Linked DNA regions of Homo sapiens: regions 1 and 2 are each linked to region 3. The links are chromatin contacts, found by Hi-C or POLR2A ChIA-PET in ENCODE. All regions are on one chromosome and are shown on one strand. Each heading gives the region's core, a stretch centred on a gene start or an enhancer-like site at or near the end of the contact. The rest is flanking DNA. Distances are from core to core; before and after follow the strand shown.

The links. A loop is a pair of places that touch in the nucleus more often than their neighbours do. ChIA-PET counts read pairs that join two places held with the same protein, here RNA polymerase II (POLR2A). Pooled maps may share reads with other maps.
Region 1: a pooled map shows a loop between it and region 3 (2.4-fold over the local background). The contact joins two enhancer-like sites. A Hi-C loop is called at or near these places in 1 of 50 pooled maps. POLR2A ChIA-PET finds 5 or more read pairs at or near these places in 3 of 52 experiments (GM10248, MCF 10A and activated B cell).
Region 2: a loop to region 3 is called in a pooled map, with 4 times the contacts of the local background. The contact joins the promoter of CDC42 here to the enhancer-like site in region 3. A Hi-C loop is called at or near these places in 1 of 37 single-sample maps with no recorded cell type and 2 of 50 pooled maps. POLR2A ChIA-PET finds 5 or more read pairs at or near these places in 6 of 52 experiments (CD8-positive, alpha-beta memory T cell, GM10248, GM12878 and 3 more).

Annotation. Positions count from the first base shown.
Region 1 is chr1:22,073,533-22,077,533 of GRCh38, reverse strand. The region is part of intron 1 of CDC42 (cell division cycle 42); the gene reads right to left. Among named protein-coding and RNA genes, the nearest start is that of CDC42, 23 kb to the right of the region's middle. Within about 2 kb of position 2,651, at least 3 of the 41 ENCODE cell types and tissues checked have a DNase peak (open chromatin) inside an H3K27ac peak, as active enhancers do.
Region 2 is chr1:22,050,242-22,054,061 of GRCh38, reverse strand. It overlaps CDC42 (cell division cycle 42), which reads right to left and starts at 1,353. Exons shown (of 6, transcript NM_001791.4): 1 at 1,320-1,353. RefSeq lists enhancers at 1-364, 365-932 and silencers at 645-824, 835-1,054, 1,115-1,264.
Region 3 is chr1:21,760,839-21,764,847 of GRCh38, reverse strand. The region is part of intron 1 of USP48 (ubiquitin specific peptidase 48); the gene reads left to right. Among named protein-coding and RNA genes, the nearest start is that of USP48, 20 kb to the left of the region's middle. RefSeq lists an enhancer at 2,867-2,946. Within about 2 kb of position 2,632, at least 4 of the 41 ENCODE cell types and tissues checked have a DNase peak (open chromatin) inside an H3K27ac peak, as active enhancers do; they include GM12878, where a contact is called at or near this core.

The DNA.
Region 1 (4,001 bases), core at 1,402-3,901, 310 kb before region 3:
TATGTACCTAAATTTTAAGATTTATATTTAAATTAATTTAAATTATAATCCTAAAGGGGTTATAATTAAACATAAAAATACAGAACCACCTAACTCTTGGTCAGATGCCACCATGCTCCTATAGCACCATTCACAACAATTAATCATAACAATTTATAAATGCCTATTAACATCCCTGTAAATGAACCTATACTACCTCATGCACCACTATACTTCTAGCACTGAGCACTTCTAGACTGACACACTGTGAGTTGTTGATTGGATGCAAAAATCACGAAACAAAAGAACATGAAACTACATTAGTGTGAGTAACTCACATGAAATATACACTCTCCCGCTCCTCATCAAAATTATCTGCAGTATATTTTTCTTTTTTTTAGACAGGGTTTTACTCCCGTCACCCAGGCTGGAGTGCAGTGGCACAACCTCAGCTCACTGCAACCTCCACCTCCCAGACTCAAGCAATCCTCCCACCTTGGCCTCCCAAGTAGCTGGAACCACAGACGCATGCCACCATGCCCGGCTGGGTTTTTGTTTGGTTTTTGTTTTTTTAAGAGACGGGTCTCACTGTTACCCAGGCTGGTCTTGAATTCCTGGACTCAAGCAATCCACTCACCTCGGCCTCCCAAAGTCCCAGAGTGCTGGGATTACATGCATGAGCCACCGCAGCCAGCCATATTTATCCTTCTTTATTCAACTTCCTTTTATATCTCCTTTTTCCTTCTCCTTTCCCTTTTATGCACTAAGAAGCACCCATACTAACTAATACAGCATTAAAGATTAACAACCCTGATCCCTAAGATCAATCAATTACTGGTTAAATCTAAAAGCACTCAAATAATAATAGTAAGCAGCAAACACTCATACAGCATTTACTAAGTGCTATGTACTGTTCAAAACATATTACACATATTCACACATTTCATCCTCCCAAAAAGCCTATGAAGTATGTGCTGTATTATCCCTATTTTACAGATAAGAAGAGTGAGGCTCAGCAAGTAACTAAGCCAAGGCTATTCAGCCAGTAACTGGGAGAACTGTAATTTAAACCCAAGCAGTCTGACTCTCAAGTCCCTGCTTGTTGTGTGTGTGTGTGTGTGTATGTGTCAGTGCAGTGGCGTGATCTCTGCTCACTGCAACCTCTGCCTCCCGGGTTCAAGCGATTATCCTGCCTCAGCCTCCAGAGCAACTGGGATTACAGGTGCATGCCACCACGCCTGGATAATGTTTGTATTTAATAGAGACAGGGTTTCACCATGTTGGCCAGGCTGGTCTTGAACTCCTGACCTCAAGTAATCCAACTGCCTGGGCCCCTCAAAGTGCTAGGATTACAGGTGTGAGCCACCGTGCCCAACCTCAAGTCCCTGCTCTTGATAAACATTACATTACACTATACTGTCTGAGAAGTGACATTAATAAAAACAAATATAATCAGTGCTAGTGGAATGACAAGTATATATCCGTGAGTTACCAGCAATGCAAAGAGGAAAGCAAATATAAAGAAGAGGAAGCAAAAAATAGGGGCTAAGCTTATTTCCTGTTTTTCACCCTGCATATAACTACTGAATTTTATTGGGAGAAGGGAGTAAGATAAGAGTTTGTTCTTCCCCTTTCTATTTACCCACAAATCTTCCACTTCTTAGACTTCCCGACCTGACTGCTCTGCAATTTGTTACAAACTGGTTGGTTGTGAGTCCCCTGTTAAGCCTGGGTTCTGGAGTCAGAGTGGCTCTACCACACTCTAGCTATTCAACCTCTGTGTTATTCAACCTCTGTGTAGCTTGGTTTCCCCTTCTCTAAAAATGAAAACAGTACTACCTTTCTCATAAGGTAAACTAAGATAATACATGTAAAGAACTTGCAACAGTGCTTGGCATACAGTACATGCTTAGTACATGTTAATTATTAGTCTTTAACAAGTAATGGTAACTTTAAAGTCAATATAAGGAATTTTAAAACAGCAATTCCAAACTTCTTAGAAAGGAACTCATAACACTTTTTATCTCCAAGATAATTACAGTACAGTCAGCCCTCCATGTACACAGAGGCAGAACCCACAGATACAGATGGATAACTGTACTATGTAATTTTATATAAGAAACTTGAGCATTCCAGGATTGTTGTATCCTTGGAGAGTTCTGGAATCAATCCCCTGCAATATCAAGGGAAGATTATACTAATTGTTCTCAGCACAAATGTAGTCAAATGTAGAGTTACCATTACAAAGATGGTCATTTCAGAGTCAAGTTCTAATTAAGACTATTCTGCAAAGCATTTGGCATGTATTAATAATTGTTTCATGTGTTAAATAAAAACTATAGGAGGCTACCGTTGTGGACTAATCTCCTGCACTAGGCCCCAAGTGACCAGACTAAAAATCAAAACGGAGTTACTCATGCTAAAGTTTCACATCACTAAACTTAAATTTAGTTGTTATCTGACCTTCTGAGAAACAGGAGAGATGACAGCCAGTTTACCAAACAGGCCACTTTCAATCTTCAATTGGAATGATAATGAAGTTCCCTCTGCTTTAACCCTTACACAAAAAAAAGCAGCCTGAAGTAACCTGATATTAACTAATCAGTTATTTTTCTATTGTTCTGTCTTCTCCCTGTCCCTGCCTTACAAGAAAGGTAGCTCTGAAACAACTAATAGGCCCTTTGTTCTTTGCTTCCCCTTTCCTCAGCTCTTCTATTAAGCCAACCTCTTCTGCTCAACTCTGTTTTGTGGAATGAAGCACACTGCCCAACTCTAAAATCACAATAAAGCCAAGTGAGATTTAAATTTGTTGTAGTTTTGCCCTTTAACACATGTATTAAAGAGCACAGTGGCTCACCTGTAATCCTTGCACTTTGGGAGGCCAAAGTGGGAAGATCACTAGAGCTGAGGAGTTCAAGACCAGCCTGGGCAACATAGTTAAGACCTGACCTCTATTTCTTTTTTTCTTAATTTTTTTTCTTAATGTCACCAGATACTCCACAGATTGGGGTGGGTAAAGGGAGCAATCAGGGGAGAGACTTTGGGTTTTACAATATATATAAGTCAGACATGTTCATATACCCTATGTTAATCTCCTATTAAATAATGTCAAATCACTACGGCAGCAAAGAGGCCACATAGAAACAATTACCATTCTGCTAACCAGAAAAGTTATTCTGCGCTGGGCACGGTGCCTCATGCCTGTAATCCCAGCACTCTGGGAGGCCGAGGCAGGCAGATCACAAGGTCAGGAGATGGAGACCATTCTGGCTAACACGGTGAAACCCCATCTCTACTAAAAATACAAAAAATTAGCTGGGCATGGTGGCACGCACCTGTAGTCCCAGCTACTCAGGAGCCTGAGGCAGGAGAATCGCTTGAACTCGGGGGGCAGAGGCGCACTGCAGTGAGCCAAGATGGCGCCACTGCACTCCAGCCTGGGCAACACAGTGAGACTCCGTCTCAAAAAAGAAGAAAGAAAAAGAAAAGCTAAGTTATTTTGCACCAATAACTGAATCCTACCTCTTTTTAACAGTGAAGTTCATTTGTACCACAACTTAGAATTGGGGTTGGGCAACTTACAGCATAAAAAATGATTCTGCAGGGTCAGGCATGGTGGCTCACACCTGTAATCCCAGCACTTTGGGGGGACAAGGTGGGGAGATTGCTTGAACCCAGGAGTTTGGGACCAGCCTGGGAAACAGAGTGAGACCCCATCTCTACAAAAAAAAAAATTAGCTGGGTGAAGTGGCACACACCTGTAGTCCCAGTTACCAGGGAGGCTGAGGTGGGAGGATTGCTTGAGTCCAAGGCTGCAGTTGGCTATGATTGTGCCACTGCCCTCCAGGCTGGATGACAGAGCAAGACCCTGTCTCAAATATTTTTTTTAAAATGATTCTGCCAATCATAAGGAAATAAAATTGTGAAATAAGGTATATCTTCCTTCTGTCCTTCCTGGCATCTACCCCTCCAATACCCATATCTTCTAGGTTTTTTATTTTTCTTTTTTTTTTTTTGAGACA
Region 2 (3,820 bases), core at 104-2,603, 290 kb before region 3:
AAGTGCACTTGAATCAACCTAGGGAGATTCCCAGCATGCAGTAAGTCATAAAGGAGAATAAACAGTCTGGGAAAGTCATTTTGGACCGAAAAGTGTTCCCACAAATAAACCCACCTCATTCTAGTATAGTCAAAGGGACCTCTATTTAAAGTTAATGCCACGCAAGGGGCCGTGGACGGTGTTGTCTTACACTTTATTCCCTGACACAAACTAATCCTGGGATTTTAAACCTTCCTAGCTTTTAGGTGCACTGAAGGCGGTCATGAACACAAGTAACAAGCTTTCAAAACATCATCTGTGAATACGACGTGTTGGGAAGCAGGCAGGATAAGCCACTGGGTGACCGACTAAGGCTGCAAAATGCTGTTTGAATTTAAGTCCCTGACTTGTAGGAGTTAAGTCTCACTCCTTATACCGCGATGACGTAATCTTCCACACTACATTTATCTTGGACTTAAAGGGGAGGAAAAACAAACGAACAAAGAAAATTCCCCCCCGATAAGAGGAATTAACCAAGCAGCAGAACGACGGCTTCGGGAGGTAGTTAGGTAACTCCCCGAAAGGGAAGCTTCAGCTAAACCGGCAGGGAGCGGGCTGGAGGAGCGGATGGAAATGCTAGGAACTCGACCTCCGAAAGGAAGAGCAGCCTGGAGGCCGTGGCTCGGGGCCACCCCGCCCAGAGGACGCGGCCGGCGCGGAGGGGAGCTCGGACAGGCACCGCCGCGAGCAGCCAGCGAGCTGCCCTCCTGCCACCGCCCCGCCGCGGCCGCAACGCCACTCCCCTCCCCCGCCCCCCCACCCCCGCCGCAAAATGTCCGCGGCGGCGCCCGGCGAAGCAGGAAGTCCAGGCCGGAGCGCAGGGCACGGAACGCAGCCTGCCAGCACGGAAGACCGGCGCCCGGCCCGGCCCAAGCGCCCGCGAGTCGCTCTGAGGCCCCCGGCCGCCCTTAGGAGCCCGCCGGGCCGGGCTGGGGGGAGGGGAGCCCGGGCGCCCAGGATGGGTGTGACCCCCTTCCTTCCGCCGCTGCCGGTGACAGCCCGGTCCCGCTCGCGCCCCGAGCCCCGGCCGCGCGCCCCTCCTCAGACGGGCGCCCCCTGCCTCCCCGGCCGCGACCCCCGCCCCGGCTCCCCCACAGAACGCGGACCCGCGCCCGCCCGGAGGACGCAGCGCGAGCCGGGCACTCCCCCACAACCCGTGCTCCCGGGCCCCCCACGATCCCGCAGACGGGGTGTCCCCGAGGACTGGGAGAGGACGGAGACGGCGGGGATGGGAAGGTAGGGTGGCAGCTCCCGCGGGGAACCTCGGGCCCCGCACTCACCTCAGCTTCTCCACCGGGGCGTTGGCAGCACTGCGCGGGGTCTCCTCGGCTGCCGGACAGGGGCACGCACCTGACGTCAGCGCGCAGGAGACGCACAGTTGGGTGCCCGCGGAAGTGGGAGGAACAGGGAAGGGGAAGAGGCTGGGGCGGGTCAAGGCGGTGCCTGGACTGCCCTGGCTCCGCCCGCCTGTCGCGCACGCGCGGGCCGGCGCAGCTCGTGAGTTCGGGGCTATGCTCTGCATGTTTTCCTAATGGTTGTATTTGTAATAATACTGTGAACGATAGTATGCAAAGCGCTTCCTCTACCAGTTCTTTTTTGTTTGTTTTTTCTGAGACAGTCTTGATCTGTTGCCCAGACTGGAGTGCAGCGCGCGATCTCAGCTCACTGCAACCTCCACCCCTTGGGTTCAAGCGATCCTCCTGCCTCTGCCTCCCGAGTAGCTGGGATCACTGGCACCTGCCACCACGCCAGGCTAATGTTTGTATTTTTAGCAGACACGGGGTTTCACCATTTTGCCCAGGCTGGTCTCGAACCCGTGACCTCAAGTAAGTGATCCACCTGCCTCGACCTCCCAAAGTGCTGGGATTACGGGCGTGAACCACCGCGCCCGGCCCACTACCAGTTCTTTTGATCCTTGCAAGCTTGTGAAGCAAGGTATTGTCCCATTTTGCAGAGAAGACGGAAGCTTCTCTGAAAGGGCTGGTGACTTGCCCCAGATCACAGGGGTGGATGGTCTCTCACTCCCCGGGCCTGTATTCAGTCCGCCGTGATGTGAGAACTGAGTATCACTCTTCTTATCTCTACCTACACCCAGTGTCCCTCGCTGTAGCCACATGGGTCTTTTTTAGAGTTACAACCTTCCCCCAACCACAGGCCTTGTGTTTTTGTTGTTGTTGTTGTTGTTGTTGTTGTTGTTTTTTCTTTGAGACGTTCTTGCTCTGTCACCCAGGCAGGAGTGCAGTGGCACGATCTCAGCTCACTGCAATCTCGACGTCCCGGCGATTCTCCCACCTCAGCCTCCCAAGTAGCTGGGACCACAGGCGCATGCCACCATGCCTGGCTAATTTTTGTATTTTTTTGTAGACACAGGGTTTTGCTGGATTGCCCAGGCTGGTCTCGAACTCCTGGACACAAGCTATCAGCCTGCCTCAGCCTCCCAAACTGCTGGGATTACAAGGTGTGAGACATTACGTCTGGCCAAGGCCTTGAATTTCTTTGCTCTGCCTCCCTCCTCTTCCCCCAAATTTATATCACTGCATTCTTCAATCATCCTATCTTCGCAGTATCTATTATTTGTCTTCTCTGCTAGTATGAAAGCTTCAGGAAAATAGAGAACTTCCCTCTCTTATTCTTAGATGTTTCCCCATGTTAGAGAAAAATCGCTTAAATTGCTTATCCTAGGCCGGGCACGGTGGCTCATGCCTGTAATCGCAGCACTTTGGGAGGCCAAGGCGGGCGGATCACGAGGTCAGGAGATCGAGACCATCCTGGCTAACACGGTGAAACCCCGCCTCTACTAAAAATACAAAAAAATTAGCCGGGCGTGGTGGCGAGCTCCTGTAGTCATAGCTACTCGAGAGGCTGAGGCAGGAGAATGGCGTGAACCCGGGAGGCGGAGCTTGCAGTGAGCCAAGATCGCGCCACTGCACTCCAGCCTGGGCAACAGAGCGAGACTCTGTCTCAAAAAAAATAAAAAAAAATTGCTTATCTTAATAACAGCTCATTTATTGTCTACTGCCACAGCTATTTGGCCAACAAAGACACTTAATTCCAGTATATTGACTTATAGTCATATTTTCTTTTGGATTTTTTTTTTTTTTTTGAGACGGAGTCTCGCTCTGTCACCCAGGCTGGAATGCAGTGGTTCGATCTCGGCTCACTGCAATCTCCGCCTCCCGGGTTCAAGCAATTCTCCTGCCTCAGCCTCCCAAGTGGCTGAGACTACAGGTGCCCACCACCATGCCCAGCTAATTTTTGTATTTTTAGTAGAGACGGGGTTTCACCATATTGGCCAAGCTGGTCTTGAACTCATGACTTTGTGATCCACCTGCCTTGGCCTCCCAAAGGGCTGCGATTACAGGTGTAAGCCACCGCACCCAGCCCTCTTTTGGATTTTTTAATTACCCAAAAATAAGAACTACATTTTTTAGTGTTTACTGCAGGTATGGCTAATAGCTTTGCAGGTAGTAGTAGCTAATTTAATACTCACAGCCACCCTATGAGTTAAGAACTGTTACCCCCACTTTATGGTTACATGAACTGAAGCTCAGAGGTGTTAAGAGACTTGTCCATAGCCGCCATGCCAAGCAGTGGCAGAGCTGAGACTTGCACTCAGGAGGCTGGCTCTAGTTGACTATGACACTACCACACTATCAAGCAGGTTTATTATAGAGAAATTAGAAGATAAGCTTCAGGCCAGGCACAGTGGCTCACATCTGTAATCCCAGCACTTTGTGAGGCTGAGGCTGGTGGATCACCTGAGGTCAGGAGTTGAAGACCA
Region 3 (4,009 bases), core at 1,383-3,882:
CCAACCACGATGAGAGGTTTAGAACTTTTTAGTCTGACCTCTGGGAGGGGAGAGGACTAAAGGTTGCTAATCTCCAGTGGCCAGTGATTCAATCAGTCATGCCTATGTAATCAAGTCTTTTTTTTTTTTTTTTTTTGAGACGGAGTGCCACTCTGTCACCCAGGCTGGTGTGGGGTGGCACAATCACGATCTCGGCTCACTGCAACCTCCGCCTCCCGGGTTCAAGCAGTTCTCTGCCTCAGCCTCCAGAGTAGCTGGGATTACAAGCACCTGCCACCATACCTGGCTAAGTTTTGTATTTTTAGTAGAGTCAGGGTTTCACCATCTTGGCCAGGTTGGTCTTGAACTCCTGACCTCATAATCCACCAGCCTCGGCCTCCCACTGCGCCCAGGCTTTTTTTTTTTTTTGGAGACAGGGTCTCTCTCTGATGCCCAGGCTGGAGTGCAGTGGCGTGATCTCAGCTCACTGCAGCCTCTGCCTCCCGGGTTCAAGCAATTCTCTTGTCTCAGCTTCCTGAGCAGCTGGGACTATAGGCATATGCCACCACACCTGGCTAATTTTTTGTATTTTTAGTAAAGATGGGTTTTCGCCATATTGGCCTGGCTGGTGTCAAATTCCTGGCCTCAAGTGATCTGCCTGCCTCAGCCTTGCAAATTGCTGGGACTACAGGTGTGAACCACTGCTCCCAGACACTGTCTCATATTTTGTGAAACACTCAACCTCCTTGATCTGTTTTGATAGTTGATAGACACAGGTACACATAACTGTTTTTCTACTGTAAGGAAATTGGCACACACATGATGATAAATGATCCTTGATACCTGGGGCCTACTCCTAAGGAGGGATAAAATGGAGTTAGGGGCATTGGAGAATGACGAATGGGAGAGGCTACAGCCCTCTGTGGTTGGCATTCTGCTGTGCTGCTAAGGCTGGCTTTAGAAGTAACAGCTTATAATTAGAACTGTGATTTGTGTCTGCCTGTCCATCCGTCCTCCCTCCCTCCCTCCCTTCCTTCCTCCCTTCCTTTTCTTGAAACAGAGTTTCTCTCTAGTTACCAGGGTTGGAGTGCAATGGCATGATCTCGGCTCACCGCACCCTCTGCCTCCTGGGTTCAAGTGATTCTCCTGCCTCAGCCTCCTGAGTAGCTGGAATTACAGGCATGTGCCACCACGCCTGGCTAATTTTTTGTATTTTTAGTAGAGACGAGGTTTCTCTATGTCAGCCAGGCTGGTCTCGAACTCCCGACCTCAGGTGATCTGCCCGCCTTGGCCTCTCAAAGTGTTGGGATTATAGGCGTGAGCCACTGCGCCCAGCTGTTATTTGTGTTTGTTAAGTAGATTCTTTACCTCTCCAAGTAAGAGAACAAACACAACCCCGCCCCCCCATATTGGGCTATGTATGAAAGGCTTAGCAACAATTTAGAAGTTTAGAAAGCCCAAGCCCTTTTAATGCAAAGCACCGCCATTGGCTTTTTGGTTCCCACCTGAAGTGTGGCCATAGAGGCTCGGGAGCCATAGGTTTGGCCTGGGGTGGTAGTCTATCACAGGTCACCTGCACTTGGCATTCTGCTGTGGTGGTGTTCTAGCCGACTGAAGACGTATTCAGTGATACCTAGCAAGCAATTAATTTAAGAAAATTTAAAAAGAACAATGCCAGTGTTGTGGGGCCTAATAATACAGATTGCTCCCAGCTTCTCATAGTAGCTTTTGAAAGTCTTATTGTGGTAATATTTAGGCCATAGGTTGTGTTTGCCTTTTGATGCCAGCTTTAGAACCAGTTGAGTATGCATGATTTTTGGGTGGGGACAGGGAGAGCCTACCTTTTCTTCATTGTCTGAATTATTTTGCTATCAGGAACTGGAGACTAAAATCTAAACAGATCCAGTGGAACTATTTTCTGAGAATGATGTCTGTGTTTGACACATGGGAGTATCTGTTTCCCCAGCCAGGTCGTGTGAATTTTTTTTTTTTTTTTTTTTTTTGAGATGAAGTCTCGCTCTGTCGCCCAGGCTGGAGTGCAGTGGCGTGATCTCGGCTCACTGCAACCTCCGCCTCCCAGGTTCAAGCAATTCTCCTGCCTCAGCCTCCTGAGTAGCCAGGATTACAGGCGCCTGCCACCACGTCCAGCTAATTTTTGTATTTTTAGTAGAGATGGGGTTTCACCATGTTGGTCAGGCTGGTCTCAAACCCCTGACCTCGTGATCCACCCGCCTCCGCCTCCCAAAGTGCTGGGATTACAGGCGTGAGCCACCGCGCCCGGCCCGTGTGAAAAATTTTTACCACCCACTTGTCCAAGAGGAGGGAGTGAACAAACAAGACTTGATATTACACCTTTGAAAAGCAGAGTTGAAAGGATTGACAAAATAAGTGCCTACTTTGTTTTAGAGGTATATTTTCACCATGGTTACTGACACTATTTTTTCCTATCTGCCAAAGACCTTTGGGAGAGTCCATTGCCACTAGCTGTAATTTTCTTTCGAAAGAACCTTCCTAGTATATCCTTGTCACTGTTCCCAGGAGAGATTTTCTGTTACTTTTCTCAGTCTCAGAATCAGTTTTGTTTCTTCTTTTTTTTTTTGAGACGAGTCTCGCTCTGTTGCCCAGCCTGGCTGGAATGCACTGGTGCGATCACAGCTCACTGCAAACCCTGCCTTCCTGGTTCAAGCGGTTCTCTCACTTCAGCCTCCCAAGTAGCTGGGATTATAGGCACACGCCACCACGCTTGGCACATTTTTGTATTTTTAGTAGAGACGGGGTTTTGCCATGTTGGCCAGGCTGGTCTTGAACTTCTGGCCTCAAGTGATCTGCCCACCTCAGTCTCCCAAAGTGCTGGGGATTACAGGCAGGAGCCACTGCACCCGGCCAGTTTTGTTTCTTTAACTCTCTTATAGTAGACCTTTCCCATTAGAGATGAGTTATAAGCACTAAAACAAAACCCTAGCTTCTTCTCCCCACAGTGGATGGGTTCTACTTTATTTCATTAATAAGCTTTTTTCCCTCCTAGCTTTGATATAAGCTGACAAAACTGTTCTTAAATTGGTCGAACTTGTTTTCATTTTTATTTTTTCAAAAGTTTTAAAATAGAGACAGGGTCTCACTTTGTTGGCCAGGCTGTAGTGCAGTGGCTGTTCACAGGTGCAATCATAGTTCATTGCAGCCTCCAACTCCTAGGCTTAGGCCATCTTCTGCCTGAGCCTTCTGAATAGCTGGCACTATAAGCATGTGCCACCACACCCAGCTTCATTTTTATATTTTAGAAGACAGTATGTTTAAACTGAACATTAAAACAATTATTTACTTATTTTTGGAATATGTAACACATTTTATTGTTCAAAGTCTGAAAGGTATAAAAAGTGATGGGGTCAGCCTGGGGCAACATGGCAAGACCCTGTTTTTACAAAAAATAAAATAAAAAATTATCCAAGTATGGTGGCATGCACCTCCCAGCTACTCCAGAGGCTGAGGCTGGAGGATTACTTGAGTCCAGGATGTAGAGGCTGCAGTGAGCCATGAACATGCCACTTCAGTATGGGAGTCTCAAAAAAAAAAAAAAGGAAGTTCAGAGTGTTATTTACTTCTGACTTATAGCTGGCAAGTACAGAGATAATCTTTGCCGATAAGGTTGTTTCCAGTTTATAATGTACTCTTCTATCTAAACAAACGGGTGTGTTTACCCCATTTGTAAATAAAAAACATGGCAACATGATATGCAGTGTTTTGTACCTTCCTTTTTTTTTTTCTTTTTTTTCTTTTGAGACAAAGTTTCCACTTGTTGTCCAGGCTGGAGTGCGATGGCGTGATCTTGGCTCACCACAACCTTCACCCTGCTGGGCTCAAGCAGTTCTCCTGCCTCAGCCTCCCAACTAGCTGGGATTAACAGGCATGCGCCACCATGCCCGGCTAATTTTGTATTTTTAGTAGAGACAGGGTTTCTCCATGTTGGTCAGGCTGGTCTCGAAATCCCGACCTCAGGTGATCGCCTGCCTCAGCCTCCCAAAGTGCTGGGATT